3 separate regions of the Mus musculus genome follow, and regions 1 and 2 are each linked to region 3. The links are chromatin loops, found by intact Hi-C in ENCODE. Cell type or tissue: heart. All regions are shown on one strand.

Region 1 (8,000 bases), 140 kb before region 3:
AGGAGGCACAGGTAGAAGGATCGGGAGTCCAAGGCTCACCTTGGTTTAATGCCTTGAACACCATGCTAATGCTGTCTTTAACACTGATAATAGTGGGTGCGTATTGGCACATACCTTTAGTTTCAGCTCTCAGAAGCAGAGTCAGGCAGAACTCTAGAGAGTTTGAGGCCAGCCAGGGCTGTTACACAAAGAAACCTTGTCTCAAGAGGGAAAAAATGTTGATGAAATGGAAATCAAATGCAAATTAATTTGTAGTTAAAATGAAAGAGCTCTACATCCAAATGGTGAAAACAACACAACCTTAGACGGAATACAGTCTGGACAAGGCAAACTATAGCAGACACTTAGTCAAAACTACTGTTATTCCAAGCAAAATCAAGTACAAAGGGGGAAAGGGATTACAGAACTGTGCCCCAGCTCAGGCCGACAGTGTTCCAGGTCAGCAGGATACACAAGTCAAAAGGAAGGCTTACTGCCCACCAAGGGACTGGTGGCCTGCAGAGGCCCTTTGCCAAAGTTCACTGTGGCATGCTGGTCTTGCTCTTGACCAATGGACATTATCCTACAAGTTAGGACAATGATGCAGAATCCTAAGTTTTAGGTTTAAGAAAAACGAAACAAAATAACTAATATAAATAAGAAGGCTAAGATTTATAAACATGCTGAGTGGTGTAGGCCAGCCTGGTCTACAGAATGAGTTCTAGAACAGCCAGGGCCAAACAGAGAAACCCTGTCTCAAAAAAATAAAAAAATGTATAAACATAAAAAAAAAATTATAAGCACGCACATGCCAGCACTCAGAAGCTGAGGCAGGCTGCTTGCTGGATTGGAGGACAACCTCGTATACATAAAGAAACCCTGTCTCAAAAAAAAAAAAAAAGTAAAAAAAGAAATGCACACACACACACACACACACACACAAGTCTTTAATCCCAGCACTCAGGAAGCAGGTGTATAGCTGTGAGTTCAAGGTCAGCCTGGTCTATATAATGAGTTCGAGGATAGCCAGGGACCCTGTCTCCAAAAGTTAAAATTAAAAAAAAATTAAAAAGATGTGTGTGTGTGTGTTGTGTGTGTAAATCCTGCCCTGTTTAAATGCAGACTAAGAGTAGCCCCTAGCTCTCAGCATTCAGGATGCAGAGCACTATTTCTTGAGATCCGATCTGGTACCTGCAAAGTAACCAAAAGACAAAAGGATCCTGTAGTTTTGAGCAGAAAAGCCGAGGCTCCGACTTCAGCACAACGAGACTCACTTGTTGCCAGACTTAACTGCGATTATCACCGTGAGCACTTTAGCTCACCTTAGGGCTCTTTATCTCCTCCAGCTCGACAGCACACAGAAACCCAAAGCACTCTCACAGAGCAGCTCTGGCTGGCCTGCAACTCACTCTACCTGCCAGGGCGGCTCAAACTGTGGAGGACTTGCAGGGCCACACACAGTCTGTCTCCAGCACCTATGATCTTCACTGGATTCCCTGAGCAGTCTGACTCCAGCTCTCCCCACACACAGGCCAGTCTGTCCACATCCCACCACCACACCTTTCTCATTCCAGGTTCTCTGCAAGTTCTGGAAAGGCACGTTCCTCCTCTCACTTCAAGGCCTTGACAAACTCTGTTCCCTCAACCTGGAATGTCCTTTTCACTCCTGCCTGCTCACCCCCTTTTCACACCAACCTCTTCTCAGTCATATCCTCAACAAAGCCTTCTTTGAATCTTCCACAAAAGTCATATTCCTGGGAAACATCTCTGTACTGCTCCATTACTCCTTCGGAGTAGATTTTACACACACACACACACACACACATTTATGTATATGTGTGTATATATATGTATATATGTAGATGTATATATATATGTGTGTGTGTGTGTATACATATATATATAGAGAGAGAGAGAGAGAGAGAGAGGGAGAGAGAGAGAGAGACAAGTGGTCTCACTATTTATTTAGCTTTGGTTGGCTCTGCCTCCTAAGTGCTAGGACTAAAGGTTAGTGCTCTATCACACGCCAAATGCACGACTATTAAAACCTATCTCCTCTGAATCTGTCTGGAAGCTCTGACAGCAGAGTCCCTGTCTGCTTCCTAAACCTTAGCACTCCCATAGTATCAGCCATAGAGCATGCAGTATATGAACAAGTATCACCAGACTTCAAAACTATTTCCCACTTTTCCACAATGCAGCCTACTACAAAAGCCTGGCCTTTGGCACCCCTAAATCATGTCTTCTTCTCTCATCAGGCCCTCAAATAACGAGGCTTTCACTGAGTAAAAAGTTCTCCTCTGTTGCCTCCAATCCCACCGACTTGCCAAGACCCAAACTCAAGTTTTCTTTCCTCCAGGATACTTTTCTCCTCCTTCTGTTTTTACCAGTTCTATACAACCTCATCTTTCCCCTGTGACTTATCTTCCCACCATCAATGTGAACTTTTAGGGCTGGGCTATTCACACCCGACCATTTCATTCCCGGGGCACCACTAAGTACAGAGTAGACAATTTTCCCCCTGATAACATTTTTCCTCTGAAAAGAACACAAGCTTCCCTCTTATGCCTCATAGGTGATTCAATCTGCCTTATAAGAGACTCTGTCCACCAGTTCCTTTTCGGGGATGTTGTTTAACCTCCCCCAACCCCAATCTAGTGAAATGTTTTTAAGCTGCCTGTATTCCTGTTTCATCCACTGCCTACAATGACCCCCGTGTCCTCTGTGACCGCCCCCTGCCTGCAGTGGGCACCCCTTCCGCCCTGAAAACTGTAATCCCTTCTATTCACATACAGGCGTAAACACCCAGTGGAGACTGCACACACACGCCGGTGAACCCTGAGCCTCACCTGAGGCATTCTGTCACTGTCCACCTTCTCACAAGTGACCAGGACTCGCTGGGATTCCCACCCAAGAAGGACCCGAATGTACAACACTTCTCCCTTCTGCCACTGAGTTCCCCGTCTGGGCCCCTTCCCCCTCCTTCTTCTTCCAAAGACACCAACCCTAGGCCCTGAGATGCGGAGAGCCCGCACCCAGGCCGGTTGCAGGTCCGACGCCACAGTCTAGGCCCCCGCGCCGCCCCCATCCTTCCCCGGCGGCCACTGCAGCGTCAGCTCCCCGCAGGGCTATCGCTCACTGACCCGAGGTGTCTCAGGAGGCGGCGGCGGCGACAGGTGCGGAGGCAGGAAGCCTGGTAGACGTTAACCGCTCAGCGCTCCATCCCTCCCGGACCTAAGCTCCGGCCTTTCGGCTTCCTCGACCCCTGCGCCCAGAGCAAGTCACGTGCCAGCCGGAGCAGTCAGCTGACCGCGGCGCACGCCGCTCCGCCTACGCGCGCGCACCACTGCGCGCAATCACGATGCGGCCAGGCCTCCGGAGAAGGCGGGGCTGAGAGAGCGCGCAGAGCGGGCTTCCGGGTGGGCGGAGCTTGCCGCTCCTCCAGATGCACCTGCGGTGGTTGGCCAGCCACCAGAAAATTCCCGCCCACCCTAAAATTACCCACAGGTTTCAGCCATTCAGACTCCCCCAAGCTCCTGCACTGACTTCTGCACTGCAAGTTTTGACAGTCCAGGTTTCGGGGAAATTTTTTCTAATAATCCACTTCAGTAGTTTCATATTTTTCATCCAATCTGGTATCACTTCGTTCCATAAAGTGATAAAGTGTTCAGGTTTAGTTACTCAGCACCAAACATTGTTAATTAGTTTTTTAGAATTAGCTAGTGGAGTGACCCCCTTGCCAGGAACTCCAAACTGTCTGGTTTAGGGGTACCAAAATGGATACAGGAAGTCAAGAAAGGTTTATGGACAGGGAAAAACCATCAGCCTTGGGTTCCAGAAAAATAGATATCAACCTACTCTCACAAACCGTGCACATCTCATTGGTTGAGAAGTTAGGTGGTGCATATCTCAGCATTTTAGGTTGCATAGAGGATTGGGGACTTGTCTATTTTAATCGTTTTTAGATTTACAGCTTAGCAAAGTGAAGCTCCAGAGGTTATGGTTCTGTTTGCACAATGTGTGGGCACTCCTGGCTGTTCTTACTAGCAAGCGGAATAATAGATTTCCATTGTCAACCTGACTGGCTTTAGAATTGCTAGGAGACAAACCTCTTGGAGGGAGTTTCCAGCCAGGTTTAATGTAGGACATTCACCTCGAATATGGGCAGCAGCATCTTGAATGATAGGAACCAACACAGAATGTTTTTTTTTTTTTTTTCGAGGCTTAGAGAGATGGCTCTGAGGTTAAGAACACATACTGCTCTCACAGAGGATCTGAATTCCTTACTGGCACCCACCTGGAGTGCCTTGTGACTCCAGCTACCTCCAGGAGATCCGATTGGCTTCATCTGGCCTCCTGCAGAACCTGTAATCATATGCACTCCCAGGAAGACAAAACACTCATACACATAAATACAAATAAAATTAATCTTTTAAAAATGATAAATAGGATTAGAGAGAGAAGGTTCAACAGGTAATGGGGCACTAACCACCAAGACTGATGGCCTGAATTGTATCCCCAGAACCACAAAGTGTATTCTGCAAGATAGCCTCCCATCTCCACATGCAAGCTGTAGTACCCACAAATAAATAAATGTAATAAAATTGTCAAATAAATAATCTTTTTTTAAAGGAGAAAGCTAAGCATCAACATTCATTGCTCTCTGCTTCCTGACTACCAATACAATGTAACCAGGGCTCTCAGACTCCTGCCTTCAGAGCTACAATTACTCTCACCACCTTGCTGAACTGTGAGCCAAAAGAAACCCTTCTGTATTCATTGCTTTCCTATTGCTGTGATAAAACACATTCCAGTCCATTACCATCACAGCAGGGAAGTGTGGCAGTAGACAGACATAGCAATCATAATAGCTGAGAGCTCACAAATCAAATAACAAGCAGGAAGCAGAAAGCAAAGGAAAAAAACGGTATGAGTCTTTGCCCCTTACAGTGACATACTTCCTCCAGCAAGGCCACAGCCCCTAAATTTCCTCAAACAGTCCCACCAAACAGGGACCAAGTATTCAAATTCCTAAGGCTGTGTAGGATGCCTCGTTCACCAAACCACAGCTTCCTTCCTTGTTTTTGTCGATTATTTTGTAGCAACAAAAAAAAAAAAAAGGCAATACACAAAATTGTTAGCAAGGAACGGGTTCTTCAGTCTAATAAACCTGTTTCTTAAGTCTTTGAAATTGGTTTGCAGGATCTGTGTGTGAGAGTTTGGCGCTGTGGCCTAGAGCAGCTCTGGAATGCTTTATGGATAGTTTAGTGAGTCATAGTGAGTGGGATCCCGAAGACCAGAATGCCCACAGGAATAAAGGAAATCTGGACTCACTAGGTTTTCGATGGGAACAATGATTTAACTGGGAATCAGACTAGAAGTCCTTTGTATCCGATTCTGGAAAAGAACTTGGCTGCATTCTAGCTCTGTCCTGAAATTTTGTTTCAAATTTTAAGGTTCAGGTCAAAGTGATGGACTAAGTTATTTGGCAAGGGATTTCATGACAGTATAACATCCAGCCTGTAGAATGGTTACTGCTTGCTGAATTTAGCTTTGAATCAGGAAGAAGAAATCTATGAAATAAGCAGTTTGATTGAAGGATCTTGAACACACTTAAAACAACAGATAAGGTAGATGGAGAGAAAGCAGGCATTCCATTGATACCTCATTTACAGAAATACAAATTGAAGGAACTCTGGCCAACCCGACCATGGCGACCATGGCGACCAAGGTGAGTGTGACTCTGACAGACCTTGCCCTTATCCCCAATTCCCTCTGCCTTGCTAAAATCTATTAGATTACATTCTTGAAGCCAGCCACTACGGTCTATTTCCTATTTGGCCAATTCCTCCTCCAGAGGCTGACTACCAAGGTCCAGCAGAGCTTCTGAAGTATTGAAATCCAGCAATCAAAAGCCCCCTTTGACTCACCTAGTTAGCATGCCCAATTAAAATTAAACATCTCACCCTAACATGGGGTTTTCCTTTTTGCCTTTATAAACTGCCATTTTCCTATGGGCCACATCTATCTTCTCTCTATCCAGAGGAAGTCTTTTGTGCCCCCATCCTCTGGGACAAATATCCCTTTCCCTTCTCCCTCATCTGCTATCGCCTGCCTTTGTCTCTTATTACCTGCTTTCTCCTAGCACAAATAACTCATCTTTGTGCTAAGAACTTGGTTGCGGGGTGCCCTGAGCTGCTACTGATCACTTCATAAGTACAGTGAAAAGGAGAAAACCCAAGAAGAGTATTGCTGAAGGAGCCTTTCTTCAAAAACAACTGCCTTCAAAAACAAGATGGCTCAGTGTTTAAGAGGATGTTTTGCTCTCGCAGGGGACTAGAGTTCAGTTCGCAGCACCTACAGGCAGCTCACAGCCTCTTCCAGTTTCAGGAGTTTCAGTGACCTCTTCTGGTCTCCTGGGACTTGTTTGTGAGGTATTGTCTTGATTAATGATTGCCGTGGGAGGGCTTAGCCAATGTAGTCAGTGCCACCCGTAGGTAGGTAGTTCTGGATGGTATAAGAAAGCAAACTGAGCAAGCTGTAAAGAGCAAGCCAGCACACAGAGTTCCTCCAAGATCTGTGCTTCAGTTCCTGCCACCAAGTTCTTGCTTGAAAACTTGGCTTTGCTTTCTTCCATGATGGACTGTAGCTGTAAAATGAAATAAGCCATTTCTTCCTCAAGTTGATTGGGGTCAAGTTGGACAAGTAGACAGTGTACTTAATATAAATTATGGAAGCAAATGCCTGTCAAAACATTATTGGCATAGCTGGTTCTTGGTAGGAAGGGATATTAGGATACTCTGATTATCAAGACCTGAACACAGTGAACCTGGGCTTGTAAGGGGAGGAGAGCTGCTTTTCCTTTCTTACAGGGGCTGGGAAGGGCCACAGACTAATACAATGAGTCAAGTAGGCCTCTGCTACTTGCTAATGTTTATGGGGCTCAATTTAGCCATCTATAAATCCCAATTGGCTTATACAGCAGATTCTGTAAGATGATGTGAATAATGCAGTTAACTAAGCACCTGGCTTCATTTGTCTCCTCAAAAAATGCTGGTCGTAATGTCATGGTGACTTTCATAAAAAGAATTGAAATACAAAGAAAAGATTGAATCTCAAAAAGGCAGTAACCGAGTTCCAGAGGCACCTGGCCAGACAGGCAGACAGATGGTGACTCTGAGCCACAGTGTGGTGAGCTAGCTATGTAGGTTCAGGCATTTGAGACACGGTGAGCCCTGAGCCTCAGAGACTTTAGGGAGTTTGTTGTCACTGTTGTTTTTCTTAAAGTTGGTTTTTTTGTTTGTTTTGTTTTGGTTTTTGGTTTTTCAAGACAGGGTTTCTCTGTATAGCCCTGGCTGTCCTGGAACTCACTTTGTAGGCCAGGCTGGCCTCAAACTCAGAAATCTGCCTGCCTCTGCCTCCCAAGTGCTGGGATTGAAGGTGTGCGCCACCACGCCTGGCTTTTTGTTAAAGTTTTTGTTTTGCTGTTGAGACAAAGTCTTAGGGTGTAGCCAAGTTGACTCTGTTGCCCACAGTAACCTAGAACTTGCAACCTCTCAGCCTCCTGAATGCTATGATTGCAGGAATACACCACCACACATCTGGCTTAAATTTCCTAACAAATAAAGGGTGAGGGGAGCAGGTCATGGTGGTGCATACTTCTAATCCTAGCTTTTGGGAGGCAGAGATGGTCAGATCTCTGCGATTTCTAGGTCAGCCTGGTCTACACAGCAAGTTCCTAGACCAGGTGAAGATACACAGTGAACACTGTCTTAAAAGGGGGTGTGGTGGGCAAAATGGATAACAGGGTAAAAGTACTTGCCACCAAGCTTGATAACCCATTTTTAACTGCCCGGATCCCATGGTGCAAGGAGAAAACTGACTCCCTCGAGTCTTCCTCTGATCTCCGCTGCACACATGCGTGCACACATGCACACACATGCACACATGCATGATGAGAGTACACATGCACAAAGCAAGTAAGTAAATATAAATTTTAAAAACTTTTAATTTTAGCTCTT
Region 2 (8,000 bases), 83 kb before region 3:
TCTGTCCCAAGAGAGAGGCTGTCTGAGCTTCCAGCGACAGAACTGGGGAGCAGCTTCCCCATAAGCTCTTGAAGCCCAGCTGTTACATGACGAGGCCCAGATGAGGAACGTGGAGGTATTTGCCCTGCAGAATGTTGATCTTGCTTTGCTCCAGTCATTCCTTGCTCTACCCCAGTTGTTCTTTTCGGGATTGGAATATTTACCCTGTGCAATTATATATTAGAAGGAAAATTTGTTTTTTATTTTATAGGTATGCCCTGTTAGGAAACTGGACTTTTTAAATGTGTTTGGAGTTACAAAGATATTTGAAATTGCACCAAATGCATTTTATATTATAACATGGTCATGAGCCGGATGGTTTAAAATGATGTGAAAATGAATTGTTTGTTTTAGCTGGCTTATATAACAGACACAAAATTCTGGTACTGGGCAGGTTGTGAACTAGTCTAACATACATCCCCAGCCACATGTCCCCTGTTACTTGCTATATGGATCTTGCTCCCTCAGCCTGTCCTCAGGGGCCACTTCTCCTGGCTATGTGCTCCTGATGCATCCGGCCTCATGGCGGCCTCCTCCTCTCTCCAGCTCCTGTTTCCTCCATTTCCTTCACCTGGTGGTCCTTACCTGAGACCCCCAGCCTAGCAACTGAAACCCCATCTACCTCTATTTTCTCCAAAGGAGAAAAACTATTCCCTAAAGTTGTCTTCTAATCTCTATACATGCCATGACACCCATATGCAACATACATGCACATGTCTACATGTTACAAACACAAGTAAATAAAAGGAGGAAAAACCCACCCACAGTGAATATAATCTACCTGGTGGCTTACAACCACTTGTAACTCCAGTTCCAGAGAACCTTCAGAAGTACCAGGCATGCACAAACATACATGCAGGCAAAACATCTATGCACATAAAATAATATTTAATTTTACTTTTTAAAAAAGTATGCAGGAGGGGCTGGAAAGATGGCTCAGTGATTAAGAGTAAACACACCCATGAAGAAGACTGTGTTTAGTTCCCAGTACCCACATCAGGAAGCTCACAGTTGCTTGTGACTCTAATTCCAGGGGATACCCTTTTCTGTCCCCCTCAGGTAACCACACCCACATGTACATTCCCTGACACACACACACACACACACACACACACACACACACAATTTAAAAACATAGAGTAAATCTCTAAAAAGCTGTAAGGGAAAGCCGGTCACCTGTAACCCCTGTCCTTGAGAGATGGAGTCACTAGAATTGGGAGTTCAAGGCCTGCCAGGGCTACATGAGACCCCGTCAAAACAAAAAAGGAAAACAAAAACGTGGCTGTTGCTTAGTGCTGTCATACTTGTCTAGCATGTGAGGTCGTAGGTTCAATCCCAATACTGAAAAAAAAATTAAAAGACACAGTATAAGACCAAAAAGATGGCCCAGCAGGTAACGATGCTTGGCATCCAGCCACATAATATTTGTGCTATCCCTTTGACCCTGTGCTGGTAGTTTTGCATCAACTCAATGACACAAGCTAGAATCATCTTATGATCCGGCTACACAGCCCAGACTCTCCAAACAAACAAAGAGGTCACAACTGGACAAGCAGGGCTCATCTTATGAACTTCTTAAGTGACCTCCATGAGTTGGAAGTGACACTGAGTGCTTCTGAAAGGGATTTTGATCCTTCTCCAAAAACCAAATGGCTTTGAATGCCTGTCCTAACATTAATCCATGAAGACACCCCATGTTCCAGAAGTAATGAAAGGGTAATTATGGCTCTCTACTTTCACTGTCTCATTCCCTGGAGAAAGTTCTAGAGGAGGGAGGATAAAGAAACCCTCTGTTGGTTAACAGCCTCGAATTTGTGCGTGGATTAACAATTAGTCTGAGTTCGGCGTCTGGGGAGCTGCTTCTCTGGCTTGCTATGGCTGCACTTTAGAAATTAACTAGGAAGGATAAAATGTTCTTCCCGGAAGGAATGTTCTGGAACCCAAGTCATCTTGACACGTTTGAAATCCCTTTCAGAAAAATTTAAAAGGAGACATAATCAGATCTTATGGAGCGATTCTAGCCTTATCACTTCCACCTTTGTTCTGAAGAGGATTAAGTCTTTGGATTTCAAAAATCCTCTTTCTTTATCGCATTATTAATTTGGTAGGTTTAGAAATAGACTGGGCATGGGTAATTCAGGGTTTGGGAGGTGGAGGCCAGAACATCAGGCATTCAAGGTTACAAGAAACTGTCTCAAAAACAAAAACAAAAACAAAAACAAAAACCAAATAAATAGAAAAAGCAAACCAAACTAAAACAAAACAAAACAAAACAAAAAACAAGAGCCGGTGGTTGGCTCGGTGGTTACAGACACTCAACCAGCAAACCCCACAGCCTCATTTCTAGCCCTGGGGTTCCCACTGGCGGAAGGAGAGAACTGACTCCCATCTGTTGTTTTCTGTCCTCCACAGACATGCCATGGCACATATACAATGCCCACCACCAGAAAAAAAACAAGACAAAAAACCTAAGAAACAAAAACAAAATTAGAGTTCAAAATAATGCCTTTTAAAAATAAAAAATTACACTGCCCTTTAAATTTTAAGTATGTTTGCCTCCCAGTCACACCCTGTTAACTTTGAACCTATTACTGTTATGATCTGCTTAATCTTATGAAATATGCATATGCATGAGCCTTAAATACATTCGATGTACTAATGGGTTCTAAGGAGGACGGTTTAGCTTCTATGTTTCCATGAAGTGAAAAGTTACCTCAAAGAAATTCTCTAATTCTAGTCCCATTTGTTCTCTCACCTTTCAGCTCTAGAGTACCCTAAAAGCTGTATGTCTGCCCTTGAGATTCACAAAATGACAGAGGTGTTTCAGTCCTAAACTGCTAGGGCACATGTAAGAAAGACCAAGCCGGATGAGTAGCCTCTCTGGGAGACAGAGTCATTGTTGTAGTCTGTGGTGTACTGACATCCAGCTTGGCGCCAGCTTCTGCATGCACACCCCTACACACACAGTGTTCCCTCCCTCCCACCCCCTCACACACCACCACCCCCCCACACACACACTGCAGCACCATGTAGCCCAAGTTTCAAACTCACAGCTATCGATCATACTTCAGTTTCCTACGTGTTGTGATATACGACCCCCACCCCCACCCCCACTCCCTGCGAGATTGTTTAATGAGTGTGCCTCATTGGTAGAATGCTTGCCTGCTATGTGTAGGCCCAGGGTTGGATCTCCATCATGGCAACAAACAAAACAGCAACAACAAAACAAATAAACAAACAGCAGGGCATGGTAACTCCTTCCTGTAATCTCAGCATCCCAGCACCGAATTGTTCAAGACCAGCCTGGGTTGCATAAGTCAAATTCTGTCTCTGAAAACCAAAATCAAAGAAAAATGATAGAATTCACGTGCCGTACAGCTCACACTTAAATTGCATTTAGTACATTCACAGGGTGTGAATCACCACCACTCTCTAAGTTTAGACTGTTCTCATCACCCCACAAAGAAACCCCGTGTCTTGTGAGCAGTGGCTGCTCGGTTCTGCCTTTCCTCAGTGCTTGGCAACCACGAATCTGCTTCCTGTCTGGGGAAGTCAGAAGGGCTTTTGTAGTCAGAAGCCTGGTGCTGGTTTCACAATGCCCGGTGCTCAACCGGCTCTTTCACTCCCACATCTATCTGGCTCTCAGTTTCTTCATTTGGCAGACGGGTGCTTCTCAGCTGCACAACAGGTAGAAACAGACTGTAACTCAGAGGTGGAGGGCTTGCATGAGATGTTCGTTTCACACTGAAAAAGAAAGAAAGGAATGAAAATGAAAAGAATCCGGGCACTGGTGGCACATGCCTTTAATCCCAGCACTTGGGAGGCAGAGGCAGGTGGATTTCTGGGTTTGAGGCCAGCCTGGTCTACAAAGTGAGTTCCAGGACAGCCAGGACTAGACAAAGAAACCCTGTCTCGGAAAAAAAAAAAAAAGACTATGTGTCCGTCAGCCAGCTGTTTCCACACATGCTATATGCTGCAAGTGTACCCCCAGATGGACACACGCTTTATGCTGCAAATGTACCCCCAGATGGACACACGCTTTATGCTGCAAATGTACCCCTTGGACAGAGCTAGTTCCTACTCTGAGCTGGCTGCTTTTTTCTAGGTGTGCACACTAAATTCTAGAAAGCGTTACTTTCCGCTTCCTGACAGTTCTAACAGTCCACAGTAGAGTCATCTCTGCTCTTGCCTTGGTGAGCCACCAGGTGACTTTAATAATCAGTTCCCACAGGCCAGGGTTTACCCACACCGGAAAATTGGCTTGGTCTACTTGCTAAACAGGATACGGAATACGCTATTGGCAGAGGCTTACAGAAGTTTGTTCAGTGATAGCTCGTTACCCAGTGATTTGGAAGAACATCAAGTCATTTAAGGTTGTTTTATCTACTATTTAAAAGGGAGAAATGCTGTGTGTGTGTGTGTGTGTGTGTGTGTGTGTGTGTGTGTGTGTGTGTGTGTGTGTGTGTGTGTGTGCACGCGCGCGAGCGTGCTTGTGTGCGTGTGATTGAAGTTTCGACCTGTAGGCAATTTTGGAGCATTCTAATACACTTTGCAAAAATCATGTATCAAGCAGGCTTACATTTAAGTATGAGCAGTGAGCAGGGCATGGCGACTTTAATCCCTGCATTCAGAAGACAGAAGACAGAAGGAGGCAGATCTCTGTGAGTTCAAGGCCAGCCAGGGTTACATACTGAGACCTTGTCTCAAAAGATAAAGCATAGCCAGAGGTGTTCAATTCTGATTGCCAATTAGAATCATCTTATTTTACTTGGGTTTTCATTAATTTGTTTATTTATTCACTTTACATCCTGCCTGTCTTGGCCTTCCTCCCTCCTTTCCTTTCAGTTCTAAGATCACAAATCCCTCCCCCTATTACCCCATTTACCTTCTCTAAGGAGAAGAGGAACCTCCCCTTTGGCATTGCCCCTTTGTGGAACATCAAGCAGCATCAGGATTAAATGCATACTCTCCCACAGAGGCCTGACCGGGCAGTCAGGCTAGGGAAAGGGGATCCAATGATAGGCAACAGAGTCTGAGACAGCCCGTTGTTAGGGGACTCACATGAAGACCAAGCTGCACATCTGCTACAAATGTGTAAGAGGCCTAGGTCCATTCCCAGCATGCTCTTTGGTTGGTGGTTCAGTCTCTGTGAGCCCCATGGGCCCAGCTTAGTTGACTCTGTAGGTCTTCTTGTGGTGTCCTTGACCCCTCCAGCTAACTCAGTCCTATCTGCCACTCTGCCACACGTTCCCCATGCTCTACCTGATTTTTGGCTGTAGTCTCTGCATCTTTATCCATCAGCTTCTGGGTGAAGCCTCTTAGGAGACAGTTATACTAGACTCCTGTGGTGGTTTGAATATGCTTGACCCAGGGAGTGGCACTATTAGGAGGTATGGCCTTGTTGGAATAGGTGTGGCCTTGTTGGAAGACGTGTGCCATTGTGGGGGTGGGCTTCGAGACCCTCCTAGCTGCCTGAAAAAAACAATCTGTTCTTGGCTTCCTTTGGGTGAAGATGTAGGACTCTCAGCTCCTCCAGCCCGTGCCTGCCTGGATGCTGCAGTACTCCCGCCGTGATGATCATGAACGCTGAAATGGACCTCAAAACTGTAAGCCAGCCCCAATTAAATGTTTGCCTTTATAAGAGTTGCCATGGTCATGATGTCTCTTCACAACAATGGAAACCCTAAGACAAACTCCTGTCTGCAAGCATAGCAGAGTATCATTAATAGTGTCAGGGGCTGGCTCTCTCACATGGACGGGTCTCAAGTTGGACCAGTCATTGGTTGGCCATTCCCTCAATCTCTGCTTCATCTTTATCCCTGTTCATTTTGTAGTCAGGACAAATTCTGGGTGTAAGGTTTTGTGAGGTTTACTTACTTTTAATTTTTATTTATTTTTATTTTATTTTATTTTATTTTATTTTTTGGTGTTCTACAAGAGCATCAAGTACTCTCCCTCTTTTTTAAACATTTTTATTTATTTTATGAATGTGAGTATACTGTTGATCTCCTCAGACACACCAAAAGAGGGCATCGGATCCCATTACAGATGGTTATTAGCACCATGTGGTTGCTGGGAATTGAACTCAGGACCTTCAGAGGAGCAGACAGTGCTCTTAACCGTTGAGCCATCTCTCCAGCCCTTATTTGGACTTTTAATTTAGAATGAACTACAATCTAGAAATGGAAGACACAGGCTTTTGATCTGAATCTTGAGGATTGTGCCATGAAAAGCTTAGGCCCAGGTGCTGCAGTACACACCATCAATCCCAGGAGACAGAGGCAAGCCAATCTCTGAGTTCAAAGCCAGCCTGGTAGAGAGCAAATTCCAAGCAGAAAAAGCTTAGGTCCAGGTGTGGTGGTTCACGCCTTTAATCCTAGAAGTCAGGAGACAAGGCGTGTAGGCCTCTGAGTTCAAGATCAATTTACAGAGCGAGTTCCAGGACGTCCATGCTTAGGCAATGAAGGATGTAATAGAACAAGGGGGCTGTTTTCCAGCTCCAGCAACCAGCAGAACTCAGCAGCTTTGGCCATGTGGCTCTGGCTTTAGAGTCAAAAATAGAAGGGATTACTGAGACAATTAATGTTTGTTATGTGAACTAAGAAATTAGCAGTGATTAAGAAGAGACCAGCATCGCTGTGGAGAAATCTTCTGGGAAATGTTTTCTGAGAGCACAAAGAAGCTGTGTTCCAGAGATAACCAAGGTTGTACCTCATGCTGCAGCTAAACTTGGTAATGTGTAAGAGTCACCCAAGTTGTACTGGTTTCGAAGGCACGTAAACCAGCCCCAATTAAGTGTTGTCCTTTATAAGAGTTGCCTTGGTCATCGTGTCTGTTCACAGCAATGGAAACACTAACTAGTTATATGGAAACACTAACTAGTTATTGTAGCTCTCTACACAACTGAGGATTACCATGAACACCTGATCATCACACCTCTACATCCCAAGTGCTGGGATCACAGGTATATACCACCACACCTGACTCTCTGGACAGCTTCAAAACTCCTGATTCCTGGATCCCAATCTACAACAAATAGATCAGAATCTTGGTCTTGTTTGCTTTTAATTCTTTAGATGATTCTAGTATCCAAATTTGAAAATTGCCACTATATCTTAGCTATTGTTACCCTGTCTTTGATACAAAATGAAACCCCTCTTAAATGCCAAAGCTCTCTTCCTCCTTGTGTTGATTTCCTTCAGAAGCCTTCATGTCTTTATCAGCAGCAAGATTCCCGAGAAGGGTGTTTGTTACCAGTGAAGGAACCTCTTAACTGCTTGACCAGCTCAGCACAGTGGCCACCCTGGCACTTGTCATCATGTTGTGAGGCACAGGGTTTTCTATCAGAGGCAGGTCACCTGACAAGGACTCACATTTCCTGAACCCACCCTTCTTCTCCTTTGCATCAGTTAGCCGATCCCATCAGACTGAAGTCGAGTTCCCACCAATAGGCTGAGCTACAGTCTTCTACCACCTACTTCAGGGATGAAAGATGGAAGCCGTCCTGGTTGAGCATGCTCACTAGACCAGTTTGAGCCTTGGCAGACCCTGTGTGCAAAAAGAATTGCCTAGCTGAGCTAATTTTGCTTTGTTCGTGCATTCTTTTATGCAACCGGAGGTCATTCTTTGGTTCTAACAATCTCTCCCCGGTTCTATGCACACTGGAAATCTACACAAACACTGCAGAGAGGAAAGGCCCTCTCTGCCTATAGGTTTTAGAAATTATGTCATTGGCTGTATAGCTTTGACTCGCCTCTGGACGGCAAATGCATGAGGATGGTGGTTATAGACAATGGTTAGACGTGGCCATGGAAACTTGTTTGCTACCTATGGTGCTATTGGGATGTGCTATAACTTTTGTGACGTGGGACTTAGTGGAAGGAAGTAGGTCATCAGAGGCATGCCCCTGAGGGGGATATTGTGATCTTAGCCTTCCTCTATATGCTTTCTTTACTTTATAG
Region 3 (8,000 bases):
CTTGGGTCTCACATTTTTTTTCTTCCCACCTTTATAATATTTTCTGCCCAAGTCCACTCTCCCTAGCACTTTTCTAGGTATTCTGCTCAACTTCTATCTTATCAGTGCAACATTTCAATTTTGTCTATAATAAAGGCTCCCAAGTTCACACCAAAGGGCTCTACAGTTCGTCATTTCCAGGGGACCACCTGAATTTGGGTTTCTTTCTTTTGAAAGGGGAGGCACTCTCATCATCCAGGCTGAACTAGAATGTTCTACAATGTATGGCAATCTTTCTGCTTTTTACTCCCTCTCCCCTCAGTGCTAGGATTACAGGCATGTACCATCACATATGTTTAGGGGTTTTTGGAGGGGGAGGGTGGGAGTGAGTATCACTATTGTTGAGAGTTAGGGTCTTTTTTTGTTTGTTTTGGGTTGTTTTTGTTTTTGTTTTTGTTTTTGTTTTTTTGTTTTTCGAGACAGGGTTTCTCTGTGTAGGCCTGGCTGTCCTGGAACTCACTCTGTAGACCAGGCTGGCCTCGAACTCAGAAATCTGCCTGCCTCTGCCTCCCAAGTGCTGGGATTAAAGGCGTGCACCACCACGCCCGGCGTTTTGGCTTTTGTTTTTTTTTTTGTTTTTTTGTTTTGTTTTGTTTTGTTTTGTTTTGTTTTTTTTGAGACAGTGTCTCTGTACAGTCCTGGCTGTCCTGGAACTCACTCTGTAGACCAGGCTGACCTCGAACTCAGAAATCCACCTGCCTCTGCCTCCCAAGTGCTAGGATTAAAAGCGTGCACCACCACGCTCAGCTGGGAGTTAGGGTCTTACTGTGTAGACTTGGCTGGCCTCCTGCCTCTGCTTCCCCAGTCCTGGGATTATATGCATGCATCAACATGCTGAATTTCTTAGTAAGATTGTGCTTATTTCTGCCAAACCATCTATCTTCTTCTTTGCAATCCACTAAATAATCTTTTAAAACATCTCTCGGTGTGTGGTGGAATACTACTGTAATTCCAGCAATAGGGAGGCAGCGTCCGGATGACTGGGAGGCCTGGGCTACATAGTTAGACCATGAATCAAAAAAACTAGCAGCATATCATATGTATTTAGTCATATGTATATGACATTATCAGTACGATATTCAATATTGTCCCTATTTAAAATGTTTCTAGAATGAAGGGTAAGTTCTAATTCCTTATCAATCCCTCCCTAATAGAACTTTTTATTTAATCTCCTTTGCAAACATGCCTCTAGAGTGGAACGGGAAAGCCACTCCCAGTTCTCCAGCCCACCCATTTCTGCCCTTTCTTTCATCTGCTTCCTTTGACAGAATCCTGTTTCCCTGGAACATAGACCCTAGATTCACTCTGAACTGTTTCCTGAGAACTTTTCTCTCAGATGAAGTTATTTCTTCCTTCTACTTGGTTCCTTACAGCATTTACCTTGTTATCTGTCAACAATTTGGTTATTTTACGAACATTCCATTTCTCCTGCTAGACTGCAAACAAAATGTCAAATGGTGTGTTCATGTGGGCAAGAGCCTCCTTGGGAAGTTGCTGCAGTTTAAATGGATCAGAACTTAACAAAAGTGTTAGAGACTGAGCACAGTGGATCATAACTTCACATCCCAGAACTCTAGAGGTCAAGACTGACATGAATTCAAGGCCAGCACGGGCAATATATTAACTTCCTATCTCAAAAAAGGAAAAGGGGAGGGGAGAGAGGGATGGAGAGGGAGGAGGTAAGAGAAAGCTAAGATATGTCAAGAAAAATAGGGGAAACAAAAACCAGAAACTGAGCTCACAGTTCCCAACTTGTAATACTCTCTACCTCTGAAACATTCTGGCCTTACCAAATCTGCAAGAGCTCTTCCTTTCTTTCTGCCTTGGTGATTTATTAATTACTGTACCGATTACAAGATAAATGGAGTGAAAGAATGTGAAGGAGAGAGGGTTCAGGGTCTTACTTTAAAAGATCTTACGTTGAAGGGGCATCATAAATAGGGTAATACACGACTGTAATCTCAATCCCCTTAAATTGAGGCAGGAGACTTGCTATTTGGAGGTCAGTTTCAGCTACAGAGAAGTGCCCTGTCTGCCTGTCCCTCCCCTTCATTGTGCTGAGTCTGGAGTTGCAAAGATTTAGCAGGCTAGGACTGACTGCTAGTGATAAAATGGCCTTTGGTTTTTCCTTTTTCCAGACAGGGTTTCACTACGTGTAGCTCAAGCTGTCTAGAAACCAGGCTAACTTTGAACTCAAGAGATCCATCAGCTTCTGCCTTCTTATGCTGGGATTAAAGGCATGCACCACCTCATCCAGCTAGAAAAAGGATTTTAAATATAAGGGGAGGGGGGAGGCTACATCCGTCATTTTACTTTAGTAATAAAAGTTTATTAAATAATAGAGAATAGAGAAAAAACGGCCGGGCAGTAGTGGCGCACGCCTTTAATCCCAGCACTTGGGAGGCAGAGGCAGGCAGATTTCTGAGTTCGAGGCCAGTCTGGTCTACAGAGTGAGTTCCAGGACAGCCAGGGCTATACAGAGAAACCCTGTCTCGAAAAACTGAAGAAAAACAAAACAAAACAAACAAGATTAGAGAGAAACCCTGGTGTGGTGGCACGTGCCTTTAGCAGGAGCACCTAGGAGCACCTATATACCAGGCAGAGTTCAAGGCTAGCCTGGTATATAGAGGGAGTTCCAGGACAGCTTGGGTTGCACAGAGAAAGCCTTTCTGGAGAAACAAAACAAAAGAATAAAAAAAAAGAATGACTTCAAACGAGAAATGCAGAGGATTAAAGAGATGTGCCTTTAAGTCATGTAACTTCAGCAACACTGGCCCCGCTTTAATAGGGCTGGGTCTGACTGCATCAACCCTTTTTGAAAATGAAGACAAAGAAAGAAAAGCCACATTTAAAAAAAAAATCTACTGCACCATATTGCAACATGCGAACACGGAGGAACATTCTGGTACGATCAAAGCCTCAGTAACCACACCGGACTGGTTCTTGCTGGCCACGGGGAACTCATTTTCATAACGGAGCTCCGCAACCCATGGAGAGGCGGGAACCTCTCCCTCGGAATACAGTCCCCGGGCATAGTATACAGTTGTTACATAAACTAGTGCACCGAGAAAGCCCCGTGATGGCGCACACCCTCCTCTCCTAAAATACTGGAGTCGGTAAGCCGAGGACCCAGGACGGTCCCGAAGGCTGCCGTCAGCATGGACTAGCTGCCGGCTCACAAAGCGGATCGTTGGCTGCTAGCGTGGCGCGCAGGCGCCGCAAGGGCGAGGGCGCGATCCGCGATCCGCTGGGCCGCGCGCCCTCTGCCCCGCCTACGAAACTAGCAGCCCGCTGGGGAGCGGCTGCAGCGCGAGGGCGGGAAGCGAGCGCCGGGCCAGCACCTGCCAGGCCCGGTGGTCCCGCCCTTCGGCCCCCTAACTGCACAAGGCTGTCCTTCCCCTTCCGCCCCTCCCACATTCCCCGGCGGCACAGGCCCCACCCCCGTCGTGCGGCCGACCGGCCGTCTGTGACGTCAGCAGCCCCCGCCCCCCTGAGTATAAATACTGGCGTCTCTGGCACCGCCTTCCCACACTCTCTGGCTCAACTCTCGCCGCGGTGTTTCCGTTTTTCTCTCTGGTTGTCTCCTGCTCTGCTCTTCTCATCCTTCTCGCTCTGCTGCTCTGCGGAGTGACGAGGCTGAATCCTCTCCCCACCCAGTTCGCGCCTTTCTTCTTTTTCTCGCGCCGCTCCATTTCTCCAGTTCGGCTGCCGCCGCCACTGCTGCTCAGCTGGTGTCGGTGCCGCGCGTTTCCCCCACGTCGTCCCCGCAGCCTATGGCCCAGGCCGCCTTGGGTATTTCTGCTCAAGGTAACCACATCCCTCTTTAAAAATTCCGCCGAAAAAGAGAAGACGCTTTACCCGACTCTTTGGGCCGTTATCTCACGTGAGTACCGGACTTAGGGGCGCGGGAGGGTCCGGCGCCTGGGCTGGGCCACGCCGCCCTCGGTGTCCCCGCAGTGCCCCGCAGCCGGCGGCCTCGAACATGGCGGCCGGCGGCGTGTGTGGCGGCTGCCGGTGGCCCGGGCGGCGGCCGGCGCCTCGCGACCCAGGGCGGCAGCCGACAGCCGCGGTTGAGCGAGGGGGCGTGTGCGCGTGGGGCCGCGCTCGGGGGCAGGCTGGCGGTGGTCGCTGTTCCCTCTCGGCGGCATGCGGCCCCCACCCCACTCCCGTGGTGCATTGCTGTTTCCGGGGAGGGGGTCCGGCGGCAGCCTGGAGGGCTGGGGGTCCCATCGCCCTCTCCCTGTCTCAGTGCCTGCAGGGGGTTGTGGTGCGGAGTGGACGGGCTGCGGCGGCCGGGGCTCCGGGTTATGAATGGAGCGGGGCGGGCCTCGAGCCGGCATCTGGTGACAGCTGGGAGGAGGCTGGATTCTTGCGGGCGGGAGAGGGGGTGCGGAGTGCGCGCTCCCCCTCTGGCGGTGGAAAGTTGACCTCACTCGGGGCCGGCGGCGGGGAAGCCCCGGTGTCAAGTAGCAAGCGAATAGGCCTTTGGCCCTTTCTGGAAACCTCGGCGCTGCTGACCCGCCCCTGCGGCTCTCCTGATTGGGCCAAGTCGCTTTCACTTACCCCAGTCACCTCCTGAAGCCTGGAGATTAGTCACCATGGCTTCGTTTTCTGGTCCTAGCTGTGATCGCGGGGCAGAAAGAGGGCGAAGGGTAGGTTGATGCGGCTTATCAAGGACTCTGTTGGCTGCCAGCGGTTAGTAGTGTTTAAACGTTTTATGGTATTAAGTATCATGAACGTGTGTTACTGGCTGAACGAAGCAAGCAGTTTACACTGTTTACAGCCTCAGGATGTTTGAACAGATTGAACTCAGTTTTGTGGTGGATATCTTAGGTTGTTCTTGTCCTGTGGTGTTTTACCATTAATATATGCACAGCCTGGGTGAGAGCTGATTAACTTCCTCAGGAAAGGACTATGAGAACTAGGCCCGACAGGAAAGCAAGCTTGGTACCAATAAGCCCCGAGGAATTCACAGGTAATAAGTAGGAAAGGGTGTTTACATAAAACTGTAGGTTATAAAGATAAATGAGTAATCAATTTATTTCTCTAATGTTTTAGTATGATTCCCAACAATGAACTCAGAGTGGTACCTTCAATTTAGATTCCGCAGCTAACATTTTACTCTACTTACCTTCCAGCCATCTTACTAATTCTGCATTACGGACATCAAAATGCTTCATAGCTCTAACTTGAGTATTTCCATACATTAAATACAGTCCCATTCTCTAATTTTTAGAAATTGGCAGTAAAATTCTCATTATTTATTTGTACTGTTTGATTAGATTTTGTTGTTTGTTTGAGACAGGACCTCACTTTGTAGCCCAGACTTGAGTCTGATTTTCCTTCCTCATCAGCCTGGTGCTAGGACTCCAGGCTCAGGACAAGTTTGGCTTGTATTTAGTACGTTTTAGCAAAGTGATGCCAGGTGTTGTTACACCTGTAATCCCAGGAAGTTCTTGAAGCTAGCTATGGTCACATAAAGCAAAATCCTGTGTGCAAAGAGAGGAGAAAGAACTTTATAATCTACATCTAGGTCAAGACAGAACATTAACATCCTCATCTAGCCCTCCTGACAGGTCACAGCAGTTCTTGTGAGGCCCATCTAGCCTTCCTTTTTTTTTTTTTTTTTAAATCAAGGGACTTAAATGGAATCAATTGATATGCATGCTTTTGTGCAAAAGGCTTTTATTTAGCATATTTTATATGTTAATAAATTGTTTCTGGTAGTCCATTGTGTGTATATGTATATGCCTGATTTTAAAAAACTTTGCCGGGCAGTTGTGCATTCCTTTAATCCCAGCACTTGGGGCAAGGCAGATCTATGAGTTTGAGAACAGCCAGGGCTGTACAGAGAAATCCTGTCTAAAAAAAACAAACAAACAAAAAAAAAACAATTTTTTTTTGGAAAATCTGCAAAGATAGCAGAAACATTTGTAAAGATATTTCGAAGAGGAAAACAATTTTGAGGAGTGTCAAGGTGGAGCTAGATTTGTGGTTGGTCAAGTGATTGCCTAGAATCTCCAGCCCTGGGTTTGATTTCCAGCACCCTATAAACCAGGTGAGAAGCACTTCTGAGATCCTAATCCTCACATTGATTGTAATCCCAGCATTTGGGAAATGGAGGCAGGATTTCACCTCTTTGGCCCCAGAAGTGTTTAGGGCCAGCCAGCCTAAGGCTGCATGACCTTTCTGCCCATCTCCACCTCCCTCCCAATTTACACAGGTCATTCTAAAGGAGAGTAATTTTTCTTTCCTCTTTCTTCTTTTCTTTTTTTCTTTTTCTTTTTCGCTTATTCTAGACAGTTTCAAAATTGCACAACTATCCTGTAACTCACTCTGTAGTTCCAGCCTGGAACTCAAAGATCTGACTGCCTCTGCCTTTCAAGTGCTGGGATTCAAAGTGTGAGCCACCATTGCTTGGCTAGGAATTTGTTTTTCAGTATTGCCTTTCATCCACATTTCACGTACCCCTTCCTTTATACTATCTCCTCCAGATAAATATTTGCATTTATCCTGTATGTAAATGTCCATCTTACACTGTGCACCACTTTTTGTATCTATTAAATTATCTTTAAAATCAGGGAGCCTTCATTTCCTAGTAGTATCTGTGTTAAATGAAAAGGTTTAGATATTACTGAAGAACATTAGTTGGTGTCTTAAAGTTTAATGCCCTCAGTGTTTCACAGAATTGATCTTGGATTGCCATAAGCAGCAAATAATAGCTGTGAATAAAACAGGGGGAATGTCTTATCCAGGATAATTGTTAACATTCCTTAGGAGAGAGGTAAGAATGAGCTAATTTTCAGCATGGTTGTTTGTTTTTTGTTTTCGAGACAGGGTTTCTCTATGTAGCACTGGCTGTCCTGGTAGACCAGGCTTGCCTCGAACTCAGAAATCTGCCTGCCTCCTGAGTGCTGGGATTAAAGGCATACGCCAGCACCACCCAGCCATGATTTAGTTTTTAAAAATTAGGTGTTTGAGGAAGTAGAAGGTTTTATAGATTAAAACATGGGAATTTAGTTTGGTGAAATGCCTGCATCCATGATGGCCATGGGTTCAATATATAGTACAGTAACAAAGTTGCTAGGTCAGTATATTGTTTAGAATCTGAACGTCATAGTTTTCACAAGTTGTTTTGAGATATCATCTCATAGAGCCTAGACTAGTTTTCAACTCCTTATGTAGGTGAGGCTGGTGTTCAACTCCTGATCTTTCTGCTGTTATTTCTCAAGTGCTGGAGATTACAGCTTTTAACAGTGGTCAGTTTTCCTCACTAAGTAGAACCATTTTTGCTTTGTTTAAAGTTGCCTAGATCCTGTTTAAGTAGGTTATAGAGTACTTCTGAGAACCTACAAACTCTTGACCTTGTATATCGTTTCTAATTTAGTATCTGGTTCCCTTTTTACTACCCCTTCTTAGGAAATATAATAATCAGGATGTAGTACTTTAATAACTACTGAAGCACAAATGATATATTTAGGTTGTATATATAGCACTTTGTAAATTTTAACCCCACTCAGTTAAACCATTATTGAAATGACCATTTCTAAAGCACTAAATGTAGCACTTTTTTTTTTTTTTTTTGGTAGTATGACAAGCTTCACACTCATTTGCTTCTGGTGATAGTAAAATGAAATAGGTCTAGAGGGACTAGATATAAGGAGAAAAGCTATATAGACTTGCTTAGGGCTTTCCCAGTTACTTTCCTTTTGGAGACAGGGGCTAATGTCTCCTAAGTTGGCCTCAGGCTCTTGTTTTTTTATAAAGCATGACCTTGAACTCGTAGTTCCTGGTCTGTTTACACAAATCCTGGGATTACAAAATATGTGTACTACCAGGCCTAACTCTTTAGTATTGTAGTAGGAATTTGCAGCAAAGGATAGTATGAACTTGACCAAATAGTTCCAAGATTTGTGCTAGAATATTTGAGGGTTTTTTGTTTTTGTTTTTGTTTTTTTTTT

The links. A loop is a pair of places that touch in the nucleus more often than their neighbours do. Peaks named below come from ENCODE experiments on the same cell type or tissue, not always from the same donor. Only the 100,000 strongest peaks of a DNase experiment are listed, where the experiment ranks them.
Region 1: it touches region 3 in a loop (3-fold over the local background); 27 of 42 quality-filtered maps call a loop at or near these places.
Region 2: a loop joins it to region 3, with 4 times the contacts of the local background. A loop is called at or near these places in 24 of 42 quality-filtered maps.

What each region holds. Positions count from the first base shown.
Region 1 is chr15:38,657,206-38,665,205 of GRCm38, reverse strand. It overlaps Atp6v1c1 (ATPase, H+ transporting, lysosomal V1 subunit C1), which reads right to left and starts at 3,302. Exons shown (of 13, transcript NM_025494.3): 1 at 3,123-3,302. In heart, no CTCF peak of the experiment used is centred here; a DNase peak (open chromatin) is centred at 3,325; H3K4me3 peaks cover 1,919 bases; H3K27ac peaks cover 1,021 bases.
Region 2 is chr15:38,597,889-38,605,888 of GRCm38, reverse strand. Gm41309 (a long non-coding RNA gene) reads left to right here and starts at 3,603. Exons shown (of 3, transcript XR_875194.2): 1 at 3,603-3,727; 2 at 5,552-5,645. In heart, a CTCF peak has its summit at 4,236; DNase peaks (open chromatin) are centred at 3,568 and 4,268; H3K27ac peaks cover 2,202 bases.
Region 3 is chr15:38,514,831-38,522,830 of GRCm38, reverse strand. It overlaps Azin1 (antizyme inhibitor 1), which reads left to right and starts at 3,565. Exons shown (of 12, transcript NM_018745.5): 1 at 3,565-3,922. In heart, CTCF peaks have their summits at 3,280 and 4,454; DNase peaks (open chromatin) are centred at 3,400 and 4,430; H3K4me3 peaks cover 3,579 bases; H3K27ac peaks cover 3,519 bases.